Regions from separate parts of the Homo sapiens genome. Here region 2 is linked to region 1. A link is a contact called in ENCODE Hi-C or POLR2A ChIA-PET data. All regions are on one chromosome and are shown on one strand. The core of a region is the stretch at or near the end of the contact, and the rest is flanking DNA. Distances in the headings are between cores, read along the strand shown. Region 1 holds the start of EFR3B (EFR3 homolog B). Region 2 overlaps EFR3B (EFR3 homolog B).

Region 1 (6,510 bases), core at 2,920-5,419:
CCTGGCTAATTTTGTGTTTTTAGTAGAGACGGGGTTTCACCATGTTGGCCAGGCTGGTCTCAAATTCCTGACCTCAGGTGATCCACCCACCCTGGCCTCCCAAAGTGCTGGGATTACAGGCGTGAGCCACTGTGCCCAGCCCAAGCACATTTTCAAAAAGTTGTTCACTGTCGCTATTTACAGTCAGCATTCTCAACCACTAAGCGGGACGAGAGGCATTTGCTGAGGATGAGGCAGCACTCAGAGGTGAGGAAGAATTAGGGCAGCTTTGGTGTTAGTGGGATCGGGGTGCACAGACTGTGGTTGGGGAAATCCTTTCCAAACGTCCCTCCTAGCTGGCTGCCCTAATTCAGAGGGTGGCATTTCTCAGAGCTCTGTTTCACCTCAGCGGGGAAACGGGATGCTCCAGCCCAGATGAGAGCAACAGGGAAACTCTTAGCTATATAATTTTTTTTTTTTTTGAGATGGAGTCTCGCTCTTGTCTCCCAGGCTGGAGTGCAGTGGCGCCAATCTCAGCTCACTGCAACCTCCGCCTCCCAGGTTCAAGTGATTCTCCTGCCTCAGTCTCCCGAGTAACCGGGATTACAGGTACCTGCCACCACGCCCGGCTAATTTCTGTACTTTTGGTAGAGACGGGGTTTCGCCATGTTGGCCAGGCTGGTCTTGACCTCCTGACCTCAGGTGATCTGCCCGCCTCAGCCTCCTAAAGTGCTGGGATAACAGGCGTGAGCCACCACGCCCAGCCTTAGCTGTATAATGCTAACAAAAAGAAAAGCTCATGGGAATCCATTTTTGCATAGAATTTGCTAATGATCTTCCCACCCCAGTAAAAATGCTTTCATTTTTTCATGTCCCTTGTCAGTCTGCCTTCATAGGATTCCCACACAAAACTGTGGGCAGTCACTGTGTCCTTTTAGAGAGCCATTTCCAGAAACTGATGGGTTTAGGAATGACTGAGTGGTGAGGAGACAGCTGGGGTGAGTCTGAGAAAGGGAAGTGGCTCAGCGGCTTGGCACTGGCACAGTCGAGGTGATGTGCCTGTGTAAGCGGGGGTGGCAGGTGATACAAACAGGCTGTGCCCGAGTTGGCAGAGAGGAAAGGAGGGAACAGGTCCAAGGGGGCCCAAAGAGGACAGGCTCTTGAGCAACCAGTTTCAGGAGCTCGGAACCTCTTGTGATGCTCACAACAGACCTGGAAGGTAGACAGACATGCGTTTCACTTTTGTATACAGGGATTTAATTCTGAGTGACAATTCCACTTGCCTGAGGTCACCCAGCCATGAAAGGGCTCCTGGATTCAGATGGGATGACCTCAGAACAAGGATTCCTTCTATCCTAGATAGCACTGTGTCCAGCAAAGACATGGGGTTCCCAGCCTCCCATAAGCAGAAGGAAGAAGGCTGAGCTGTGGAGGGCAGAGGCAGGGTGAGGAGGGGGAGGGATGGGAAACGGAGATCCTCCAGAGCTGGACAGATGGGAAGACAAATTTATAGTGGCACAAGTCACCAAGGTGGGTGGACAAGGTACACCTTTACCTAAAGCTCTTAGGTGACTTTCGGCTCCATAGGGGGGCCTCTCTGCCCATCACGTTAATAAAACCCCTGGTGGTATTTTTCTAATGAGACTTTATAGGACACACAGGGGAGGTCAGGAGGTGGGAGGGGGAGAAGCGCAGTGCCAGGAGGCCCCCATTTTCATTGTGCCCTGTTCCATCTAACTCTGTCACCCTGGAAAAATAACTTGTAAAACAAGAGGAAAATTGCAATTATAAGAAGTCTATAATTCTGTGATCCCCGCCCCCAAACCTCCTTACTCACTTTTTTTCATCACTCTATTGACTTCTGGTGAGAAAATGATTTTAAATATCACATGAACCCTTTCTTTTCATGAAAGTCAGGAATATACGAAAATCCAAGCAGTTGAGTCCTCACCAGGGGGAGTGGGCTCCCTCCCACACCTCCTAAGATCAGACTCTGCACCCAGCAACTCAGTAGTAATTTCCCACCCAAGCTTGGTGTGACTTTCCTTTGCTGCAGGCAACTGCCCAGAGGATTCCTCCATTACAATCTTTCTATGAATCATTCAGGGTAAATACCATATCTGTTTGCATCTGGGGAAATAAAAATATATTATAAAAGAGAAATGAAAACCTGAGATGTGTCTGAAAATAGCACCCAGATGCTTTGATTCCCCAGTTCACCTTTCTGACTATCCAGCTCTTCCTTGTCTTGCTTCATACAACAGAGGCAGCCTGGGACCCCCACCTTCAGATATCTCGGGTAAACGACCAAATTATCTTGGACTAAATGCAATGAGGCAGCCCAGCAGAACCCAGTTCCTAATTCTGACCCATTCTGATGAGCCTGTCCTAACTCCTTCCCCACTGCAGGTGCCCCTGCAGTCACATGCTTTTGTCAAATGATCTGCAGCTTCAGGCTGCTACCTCTGCAGAAAAGAAGAGGGGGAAAACAGAGAGAGTAAAAAAATACACACATACTCCTATATATATACATACATATCACAACCTCTGGCTTATAAAGCATAACCGCCTTTTTACCTTTCCCCAGAGTCCCCAGTGGTCAGCAGCACAGCCTCTCAGGCCAACCTCCCCCTCCTCCCACTTGGTCCAAGAGAAATGGTACTTGCTGAGGGGACCTGCTGATGTCTCACCCTGGATCAGAAATGCAAACGTATTTCTGAGCAACTGGGCAGGGAAGGAGACCGATGAAAAAGTTGAGTCAGTCTCTCTCTCTCTCTCAGTAGGGGGGCCCACCAATTGCTGAGCCTTTCCACCAGGCTCTCAGCTTCCTCTGCCTCTAACAAACTTTGTGACTCACAGTCTGTTCGCGGAGCGAGGCAGCTGAGCAGCCGAGCAGCCTCAGTGATGGGTTAAATTGGGAACGCACTCTTCTCCAAACACTGACCCCTCAAGTGCAGCCTGAGCCCCTACCTTGCAGTGGGGGTGGGAGGTGAGCACAGCTCCAATTATTTTGCTGGCACTAGAAGAGCTGCCAGAGACCTGGGTTTTCATGGACTTATGTCTACCGGGATCACACACACACGCACAGCCCTTGGTGGGCTGCAGGCTCAGGAATGCAGTCCATTCCTAGACTGGTCTAGGTCTCCAGTGCTCCATTCATCAGAGCTGCAATGTGGGACCCAACGCGCTCTCTCTTCTTCACCCACACTGCCTGCAAAACCAGAGGGAGTCCTAGCAAATGATCAAGCAGAGCCGTGCATCGTGAGGGTCTGGCTAACTGTTGCACGGCAGTTGAGGGGATGGCGGTGGAGGCGGGGAGAGGTCAGGGCTGTGCTGCACCCTCTCAGCAGCGTCTCCTCCCTTCATCACTGCGGAGGGAAAATCTGGAAGTTGGTGAACCTGGATCCCGCGGGGCGGCAGGGGCAGGCAGAGGCCGAGTCCATTCAGGCGGGCGAGACGAGACTCGGCCACTGGCTGCTCCCCGGGCCTCTGCGCCGCCGGCGCCGCCTCCCGCCTTCTCCGAGCCGCGCAGACGACCGGCCGCGGGCGTCTCCCTCAGCCCTGGACCGGCTTCCCACAGAAAACTCCCAGGCACAAACCGCTTTTGTTAATTCCGCAAATGCTGCCACACGACCACCTCCTCCAGCACTCCCGGTCTGCTCGGCTCCGGGAGACCCGCTTTCCCCTGAGCCTCCGCCCCCCGAAGGACCACCGCCCAGCACCGGCACGCGCCGGGCCTGGAGAGGACCCCAGGGTCCCCGGCCCGAGGCATCTTTGTCCTCGCAGCGCAGACGCGCGCGCACAGAGCGACCGCAACAGCCCCGCCGGGCACCAGGTCAGCGGCCTGGCCCCGCGCCAGGGCCGTGCAGGGGGACAATGGTCCGCGCCGGGGAAGTTTGCGGAGTCGCCCCCGCGGGCCCGGGCCCGGGCGCGGAGCCCTCCTTACCGTACATCTCGGCGGGGCGCGCGCCTCTCGAGAGGCCGGCGTCGCTGCGGCGTTCCCAGCCAGCCCTCGGCGGCGCCCGCCTTTCATTCACAGTCGGGGCGGGGACTGGCGGCGGCCGACAGGGGCCCGGGCGGGGAGGGAGCAGACGCGGGGGCCGGCCGCGGGCAGGACGGAGCCGGGCGCCGCCAGCCCATTCAGCGCCGGGCTGCAGCGGCCGCCTCCGCTCGGGTTGCTGGGCACTGCTGCGCGCAGGGGGCGGGGGCTATGCTAATACTAATGCTCCTCCCTCCCGGCTCGGCCAACCCGAGGCCTCTGCGAGCCCCTCGCCCCGCCCCGCCCCTGCGCCCCGCCCCCGAGAAACCCACAGCCGGAGATGCGCCTTTTCCGAGGCTGTCGCCCTAAGGGCCGCAGCGTGCACCTGCGGAGCTACCCACCCCAACTCCCTGCTCCTGTCGGAGCGCTCGGAAGCTCTCCCTAACCTGGGGTCCTCGAGGTCAGCCGGGGCGCTGAGAGCTGCAGGTGCACCCCTCCTCCAGTTCTGTCCAGGCTGCGTGGGCTAAGCCGGGGGGCGCAAGGATGGGAATTGGGGAATGACTTCCACCCTCTCCTGGCTAGGTACCTTAGCTGAGCGCCGTTCTCTGATGAAGCCCTCCAGCCCTCAGCTGCGCCCTACCAGCTACTCTCTGGCTAGGTGCCCAGCCACTCTCTGGCTAGGTGCTTGCTACCACCAAACAGCGTCCTTCCCGGGTCAGGGACGCAGGAAACGCACCCCACTCCCAACCCCCAAGGGCTGCAGGAAGTCCGCTTGCTTTTCCTCTCCCTGATTTATATGTGTAATTCGCAAGCTTTGCCGCCAGGATCCTCTCCAGCTGAGCCCCAGCGCCGACTTGAATTCCAGCTCTGCACCTGCCGTGACCCTATGAGGAACAGGCACAGAGAGGCAGCGGCTCATGCCTACGCCCACACCTGAAGATCTCTCCTAAGCTAGCTCAGGACTTCCCTGGGCTTCTCATCCAGCCTTCTTTACATTGCACACGTTCCCGTCTTTTTTTTTTTTTTTTTTTTTTTTTTTTTTTTTTTTGACATGGAGTCTCACTCTCGCCCAGGGTGGAGTACAGTGGCACTATCTCGGCTCCCTGCAAACTCCGCCTCCTGGGTTCAAGCGATTCTTCCACCTCAGCCTCCAGAGTAGCTGGGACTACAGGTGCGTGCCACCACGCCCGGCTAATTTTTGTATTTTTTGGTAGAGAAGGGATTTCACCATGTTGGCCAGGCTGGTCTGGAACTCCTGACCTCAAGTGATCCGCCCGCCTCGGCCTCCCAAAGTGCTGAGATTACAGGCCTGAGCCACTTCTCCTGCCCCTCCTGGCCTTTCAATATCGATTTCTTAGTTTCTCTTGGCCCATGGTTGAGAGTTGTTTGGGTTTTCTTTTGTTTTTTTCTACTGGTAGAAATATTCTACTAGTAGAAGTTAGAGAGGAAAGGAACTTAAAGATACTTAAGAACTGAACTTCATTTTACTTCATTTAACGTTGAGAGGTTAATTTATGTTGTTAGGCTGGGCTGTGTGTCTGTAGGCCAATGATCTACTCTCTCAACCCCAGCTTCCTGCAGGACTGTTGGGAAACTGGAATAAAATCTACATGAAATGACACAGTGGGCACTCATGTATATTTTTTCCTTCCTTCATGGCTCAAGGCAGGAACAGAGCCAGAGAAAGAATCCAGGTTGCCAGACTCTTGAAACAGTGCTCAGTCTGTTGCACTCAAAACTTATGTTTCCTATTTTTCTCTGGCCTGGGCCTCCACCTCCCGCCCGCGCCCCACTCTCTTGCTGTTTCCAGGTTTTCTTCTTCTTCCTTGACCTCTTTGACTCTCTTAGCAGCATGCCAGCCCCAAGGGAAACCCTGGGATGGTTCCTGGAACACACATTTAGTCTAGACCCCCCTACCCCGGGCACACACTCCCTGCATCTCACAAATAACCTCTGTCTCTGTTCTTCAGTTCCAGGACCAGGCCAGGTGGCTTTAAGATTGACTGAGAGTCAGACTTGAACTGGAGCAGGAAGGAGAATCTCAGCTCTAGCTTGATATGATCACCCAGAGACACTCCCTTCCCACAATTCTGCTCAACACAAAATATACTCATGAAACATTGGTGTCTACAGTACAGAAGGAAATGCAGTGTCTGTCTTCAAAGAATGAAAGGTCTAGCAGGGAATTCCAGATGAATACTGATAAAAACATTACTTGAGGCCAGACGTGGTGGCTCACACCTGTAATCCCAGCACTTTGGGAGGCCAAGGCAGGTGGATCACCTGTGATCAGGAGTTCAAGACCAGCCTGGCCAACATGGTGAAACCACATCTCTACTAAAAATACAAAAATTAGCCGGGCATGGTGGTGCATGCCTGTAGTCCCAGCTACTCGGGAGGCTGAGGCAGGAGAATCGCTTGAGCCTGGGAGGCGGAGATTTCAGTGAGCTGAGATTGTGCCTCTGCACTCCAGCCTGGGCGACAGAGTGAGACACTGTCTCAAAAAAAAAAAAAAAAAAAAAAAAAAAATTACTGGGCAGGAAAAAAACATA
Region 2 (6,510 bases), core at 1,660-4,159, 87 kb before region 1:
CTCTTTCCTCCCCTTGGCCCCACCCCGCCCTGCGCCTCAGTCTTGAGCCCCTGGGCCCCGTCCCGTCCCTCCCCTCCCCTCCCCACTCCGCGCCTCGGCCCCGCCCCGCCCCGGCCCGGCCCCGCGCCGCACCCACGGTCTTGATGACGGCCTCCTGGAACATGCGCTCCTCGTGCTCCTTGATGATCTTGGTGCCGAGGCTGACCGCCCCGTCGTAGCTCCCGGTCAGCGCGTAGTCGATGCTGAGCCGCAGCTGCCTCAGCAGCGTGTTGAACATCTCCAGTACTGTGGGCCCTGAGAGCGGTGGGGCGGGACACCCGAGATCCAAGGCTGGCACCCTCCTCCTCTGTGCACCGCGCGCAGGCAGGGCAGGGTCACGCCCCCTTCCAGCCTGGGCTTCCTCTGCGCTCCCAACTTCCTGGCGGACTTCTCCCGAGGAAAACGGACTCCGACCCCTCCCTGTTGTCCCTTGCCTCTCTCTGTAAGAGGCGGCAGCCTCCGCGGGGTCCCCGGCCCTCAGGCCCTAGCCATGCCCCTTACCCACAGAGCCGGTGGCAGCGATGACCGCGGCTTCCGACAAGACTTCCACGATGCCCGCGCGCACCGTCGCAGCGCTGCGGCTGTTGGCGTCCAGGTGGCCCAGGAGCTGCTGGATGACCAGGTGTGAGTGCTGCGGCTGCGGGAGGAAGATGAGCTGGGCCTGGACAGCAACCCCACGGGGTCCCTGGGCTGCGCAGCCCTCTCCTGGCACCCAAAGGCGGGGGTAAACTAAAGGGACGTTCCAAGGCCCCGGGCACTGCAGTTGGCACTGACACCTCGTGCCCTTTACTGGATCCTTCCCTTCTCCCTCCAACAAAGAGCCAAATCCCAGTGGAGGCCTCAGCTGACAGTTTTCCAGGGCCCTTTTACTTCAAAATTGGTCAAAAGACCATTTTAAAATAGGGTCTTCCTTTCATTTCTTCAGGTCTTTCCGGCAAGAGCCACGGGAGGCCACATGGCTTAGTCCAGTGCTGCCTAAAGTGGGGCCCCTGGGCTGGTGCCCATTCAAGATAGGTCTGATATTGGTTTACACTGAGATAAGGATGGGATGGAAAGTCAGTGTTTAGTAAACAATTTGTCAATGCTGTAGCAGCCAAGGGTGTGATCTGTAGGCTTGCATTTTGCATGAGTTTTTTATTTAATTTTTCTAGAAATTATTTGTTTTAATTGTATTTTATAAAAGTATTGGTCTGTGATGTACTGGAAATAAAATCAGCCGGCCCTTCTCCACAGCTAGCTTAAGCAGCACTGGTTTCGGCAACTGGGGGCTTCGGAGGAGTCACAGGGGACTTCTGGCTTTCTATTTTAGCACCCGTCTAGCTTCTAGAGAGGCCTTTGTCCTGGGATCCGGCTGGCCCAGGGGAGCCACCATACCTGAATTGAGTACATGATGATTTTAAAGCAACGGATGGCAAACACCTTGGGTTCCCAAAGAGAATGGTTATCCAGATGGCTGTGAGGGAGAAAACGTGGGGGAACAACTATGAAACTCCCGGCAGTGTTAGGGAGAAGAGATTAGCTTGGAGGCAGAGGGACACCTTCTCAGAGCCCCTCGCACAGTTCCCGGGTGAGGAAGTGAAGCCTGAAGGGCCTTGGGGTAGTCCCAGTCCAGTGCTGGAGAGAGGCCAAGGACAGCGCTCTGCAGTTGTGGATGTGTGTGGTGAAGCTGGGCACCTTTGCTTAGCGTTGGGTGCCTTCCTACTGGCAGCAGTTGGCCACCCTGTGGCAGCTTTTGCTGTCACAGTGCAGGGAACACAGGCACAGGGAAGGGATCGACTCGGCTGCGGCACCACAACTGTAATATCCCCTTCCCCCCAGCCAGCCAGGAGATGCCAGGGACCTGAAACACATCCAGGCTGAAGGCTGGGGCCAAGGCAGTGGGTGGGGGCACTCACATGAGAACAGGCTTGATGGCGTTTTTGATGTTGCCAAAGGCAGCCCGGCCCAGCAGCTCCCGAAGACACCTCTCAGCCAGCTCCGCGGGGCTCTCTTTCTCCTTCTCAGGTGCTTGGAGGGGTGAGGGAGACCGGCTGGGGAGACAGAGGCACATGGGTAGAGGGTGGCATGCAGGCTGGGGTCAGGCTCTGTACAATCCCGGCTTTCCGTGTTTCATCCACACAAGACAAGCAGGAATTTGACATGGGTTGCACTAGGCAATAGGGGAGGCGTCACAGCTGTCAGAAATTAAATGGGGGTAAAGAAGCCCCCACTGGGGGAAGTGGGGGAAGACCGGAGAAGAAAAGATAAAGTTCTTTTTCTGGAAATCCTTAAAGATTTCCAGATGTACCACTGTGGGAAGGATGCTCTGAGCCCCATGGGCCAGGTGAGGTGTAGAACATGTGTGTCTTGATGCACCTAAGACTTCAGAAGGAAAAGGAGATGGGAGATGAAGATAGGAAAGGGAGGCAAAAAACAAAACAGAAGTGGAAGAAAGGAGAGGAAAGAGAGGGAGGGAAAAGGAAAGGCACAGTGGTTGGCTCAGGCAAGAGTCAATGATACTCAAGTCACAGGGAGTGGGCCCACATCTGGACAGAACAGGAGCCGGAGGACTCCCAGCCCAGAGACCACAGCAGCTTGTCAGTGAGATGCTATTCCAGAAACAGCCACCAGATGGCATACGAACCCCACCCCACCCCACGCCCCACCCCACGCCCCGCCCCCGCCCCCGCCCCCGCCCCCGCCCCCGTCGACCCGAGTCTAGCTCTAGTAGCCTGGGATCAACCGACCTAACTAGCCTAGTGCACAGATAGCCCAGGTGGGACAGCAACGTGGGCCTTTCTCCCCATTCCATTTCACCGAGGGGAAAAATGAGGGTGCAGGGACAGGAATGAATCCCATGCTTAGGGGATCCAGGATTAAAACCCAGTATCTGCAAGCTCTTACTGAGTGGCTGCGGGCTGGTCAAGCATGCACGTTTTCAGGGCCTGAAATAGCATCAGGAAGCAACAGAGGAAGGAAGGTCCAGATGGAAAGTCCGCAGTGATCGGAGCCATGAAAGGCATCTTTTTTTTTTTTTTTTTTTTTTTTTTTTTTTTTTTTTTTTTGAGACGGAGTCTCGCTCCGTCGCCCAGGCTGTAAGTGCAGCGGCGCGATCTCGGCTCACTGCAAGTTCTGCCTCCCGGGCTCCCGTTCTCCTGCCTCAGCCTCCCGAGTAGCTGGGACTACAGGCGCCCGCCACCACGCTCAGCTAATTTTTTTGCATTTTTTTTTAGTAGAGACGCGGTTTCATCGTGTTAGCCAGGATGGTCTCGATCTCCTGACCTCGTGATCTGCCCGCCTCAGCCTCCCAAAGTGCTGGGATTACAGGCGTGAGCCACCGCGCCCGGCCCACAAAAGGCATCTTAAAGCCTCCTTGGCCCTGCTTCCAGGGAGACAAAGGTAACCAGACTCTTGGTTCTGTGTGTTATTACCAACAGATTTACCCACCAGGGAGCCCAGCACCAACACTGTCCTCCTTCGGTAACGCACATGTTAAGGGACACTGTGGGCTGGCACAAAGTCAGACCCATGGCTTCTAGGGAGCCAGCTTTGGACTCACTGCAGAACAAGCCACAAAGCCATGTCCCTGGCCTTGTAGCTGAGTTTTACTGACCAACCCAAACCATGTGGTTCCCAAGCAGCCCTTGGAGGGTTGATTATATCTACTGTCCTGCCCCATCCCGGCCTGCTTACCTCTCTGCCTCCTCTACATGCTGTAGATTGAAAAGCAGTGATGGAACGATCTTATCCATGTGCTGTGGGTCCCAGATATTGGCCTGCAGTTCATCATTCACCGTCTTCCTCACCACCCCTTGCAGGCCTTTGATGCCTGACATTCGAATTCTGTAAGGAAAAGGGTGAAGTGGGACTCGGAAGTCCTCTAGCCCTGAGAAGTCCAGCTTCGGTGGCTAAGAGAAGAGCACAGCTTAGGAGTCAGGGATACATTTGTCCATCAGAAGGCAGAATGGAGACCAGCTGCTACTCTCATGAGACCTCCTGGTGCTGGCAGACATGAGCCCAGGAAGCCATGTCTTTTTAATCATCTTGGAGACTCCCAGGCTGCCCTTGCCCTGGTACCATCTGGGCTCCAGCCCTAGGGTGCTGGATGCTCCAGCTCCCCATCTTTAGTACTTAGCTGGGGTTGTTCCAGCTTGGGCCCAAGATGTAAGAGCTCAAAACGCTGCCAAGAACTGATGAAGCAGAATCCGAGGCTGTGAGCAACTTGCGGGGGCAGGGGGAGGCGGATCCAGAGGGAGAGGCACAGAGCTGCAGGCTCTCTGGGCACAAAGGGGTGTCGGCTTGGAGCTAGGGTTAACCAGAGGGGAAACTGAGTAACAGCACAGCAGGAGCCCCTTTTGTACACCCCCAGTCCCTGCTATGTGAACCCAGGGTCAGCACAGCTCTGTGGGAGGGAGCCCTCTTTACTAGCCATTTATTTCAGACTGAAGTTTCTTTCTTTCTTTTTTATAAAACCTTTTTTCTGGTTATAAAATAATACATACTAATCATAGAAAAGTATAGAGAAGAGAAGATTTACCACTACCACCACCACTACCACTGTTATCTTTGTTATCAAACATAACTGTTATTGGCATTTTGATGTAATTCCTTTCTTCTGTGCATAATATATAACAGAATTAAGAACCTATTGCATATTTTATTTGTATTGGCTTTTTTCACATACATTCTATGCATTTTCCTATGTCATTAACTCTTCATAAACATGTTGAATGGTTGCCTGATAGACTATCATAAGACCTTTCTAAACTAGTGACTATTAGTCATTTAAGTTGTTTCCAAATGTTTTGCTTTTTTTTTTTTTTTTTTTTTTTTTGAGGTGGAGTCTGGCTCTGTCGCCCAGGCTGGAGTGCAATGGTGCGATCTTGGCTTACTGCAACCTCTGCCTCCCGGGTTCAAGCAATTCTTCTGCCTTGGCCTCCTGAGTAGCTGGGATTACAGGCATGTGCCACTATGCCCGGCTAATTTTTGTATTTTTAGTAGAGACAGGGTTTCACCGTGTTGGTCAGGCTGGTCTTGAACTCCTGACCTCATGATCTACCCGCCTCAGCCTCCCAAAATGCTGGGATTACAGGTGTGAGCCACCGTGCCTGGCCAAACGTTTCACTTTTATAATAATGCTATGATGGGCATCATTGTATGAAATATTTTACTATGTTTCAAGTCATTGCCATGAGTGGAATCAATGAGTCAAAAGGTAAGAAATAAAAGGCAGCCAGACACAGTGGCTCACACCTGTAACCCCAGCACTTTGGGAGGCAAGGCCAGTATATAGCTTGAGCTCAGGAGTTCGAGACCAGCCTGGGCAACATGGCAAAATCTCATCTCTACAAAAAATTAAAACATTAGGCCGGGCGCGGTGACTCACGCCTGTAATCCCAGCACTTTGGGAGGCCGAGGTGGGTGGATCACCTGAGGTCAGGAGTTTGAGAACAGCCTGGTCAACATGGTGAAACCCCGTCTCTACTAACAATACAAAAATTAGCCAGGCATGGTAGCAGGCACCTGTAATCCCAGCTACTCGGGAGGTTGAGGTGAAAGAATTGCTTGAACCCAGGAGGTGGAGGTTACAGTAAGCGGAGATCATGCCACTGCACTCCTGCCTAGGCGAAAGAGTAAGACCCTGTCTCAAAAAAAAAAAAAAGAAAGAAATTAGCCAGGTATGGTGGTGCGCACCTGTAGTCACAGATACTCAGGAGGCTGGGGTGGAAGTACTGATTGAGCCTGGGAGGCAAAGGTTGCAGTGAGCTGAGATCATGTGAGATCATGGCACTGCACTCCAGCCCGGATGAAAGAGTGAAACTCTGTCTCAAAAAAGGAAATGAAAGGCTCCCAATTTGCCAAAATAACTGCCCCCACCCCCTGCCCATGCGCAAGCCGCAGGAGAATGCCACTCTCACAGTGCCTGTGGCAGTATTGAGGATCTCATTTTAAACATCTGTTCTAATTTTATGACTCCAAAAAATCCTCACATTTTGTAGCTATTTCAATTCAAATCCTTTTGTGATTATTGGAGATGAGCAGTTTTTCTCAAGGTTGAGTTGCCAGTTGCATTTTTAACTTCGTTTTTTTTTGAGACGGAGTCTCGCTCTGTCACCCAGGCACGATCTCGGCTCACAGCAACCTCCGCCTCCCGGGTTCACGCCATTCTCCTGCCTCAGCCTCCCCAGTAGCTGGGACTACAGGCGCCCGCCACCACGCCTGGCTATTTTTTTGTATTTTTAGTAGAGACAGGGTTTCACCGTGTTAGCCAGGATGGTCTCGATCTGCTGACCTTGTGATCCTCCCGCCTTGGCCTCCCAAAGTGCTGGGATTACAGGCGTGAGCCACCGTGCCTGGCCTTAACTTTGGTTTTAACTGGGGTTGCCAGGGTGCTACCCTGGGTCTTACCGAGGAACTGTGGCTGGAGGTGGCAGCAGCCTAGGAGAAACAGGATACCCTGGCCCAGAAACTTTTAGGGCCACTGGCGATGGG

Evidence for each region. A loop is a pair of places that touch in the nucleus more often than their neighbours do. ChIA-PET counts read pairs that join two places held with the same protein, here RNA polymerase II (POLR2A). Pooled maps may share reads with other maps.
Region 2: a map of dorsolateral prefrontal cortex shows a loop between it and region 1 (5-fold over the local background). The contact joins the enhancer-like site here to the promoter of EFR3B in region 1. A Hi-C loop is called at or near these places in 46 of 168 maps with a recorded cell type or tissue (B cell, CD14-positive monocyte, CD4-positive, alpha-beta T cell and 30 more), 16 of 37 single-sample maps with no recorded cell type and 44 of 50 pooled maps. POLR2A ChIA-PET finds 5 or more read pairs at or near these places in 9 of 52 experiments (A549, Caco-2, GM12878 and 6 more).

What each region holds. Positions count from the first base shown.
Region 1 is chr2:25,039,735-25,046,244 of GRCh38, reverse strand. EFR3B (EFR3 homolog B) reads right to left here and starts at 4,169. Exons shown (of 23, transcript NM_014971.2): 1 at 3,926-4,169. The coding sequence starts at 3,932. RefSeq lists silencers at 2,776-2,905, 3,236-3,365, 3,476-3,555, 3,686-4,305 and enhancers at 3,263-4,211, 4,212-5,161.
Region 2 is chr2:25,125,534-25,132,043 of GRCh38, reverse strand. EFR3B (EFR3 homolog B) reads right to left here. Exons shown (of 23, transcript NM_014971.2): 6 at 3,712-3,861; 7 at 1,935-2,069; 8 at 1,414-1,492; 9 at 541-676; 10 at 133-294. Among named protein-coding and RNA genes, the nearest start is that of POMC, 40 kb to the left of the region's middle. RefSeq lists a silencer at 450-744. Within about 2 kb of position 2,909, at least 3 of the 41 ENCODE cell types and tissues checked have a DNase peak (open chromatin) inside an H3K27ac peak, as active enhancers do; they include dorsolateral prefrontal cortex, where a contact is called at or near this core.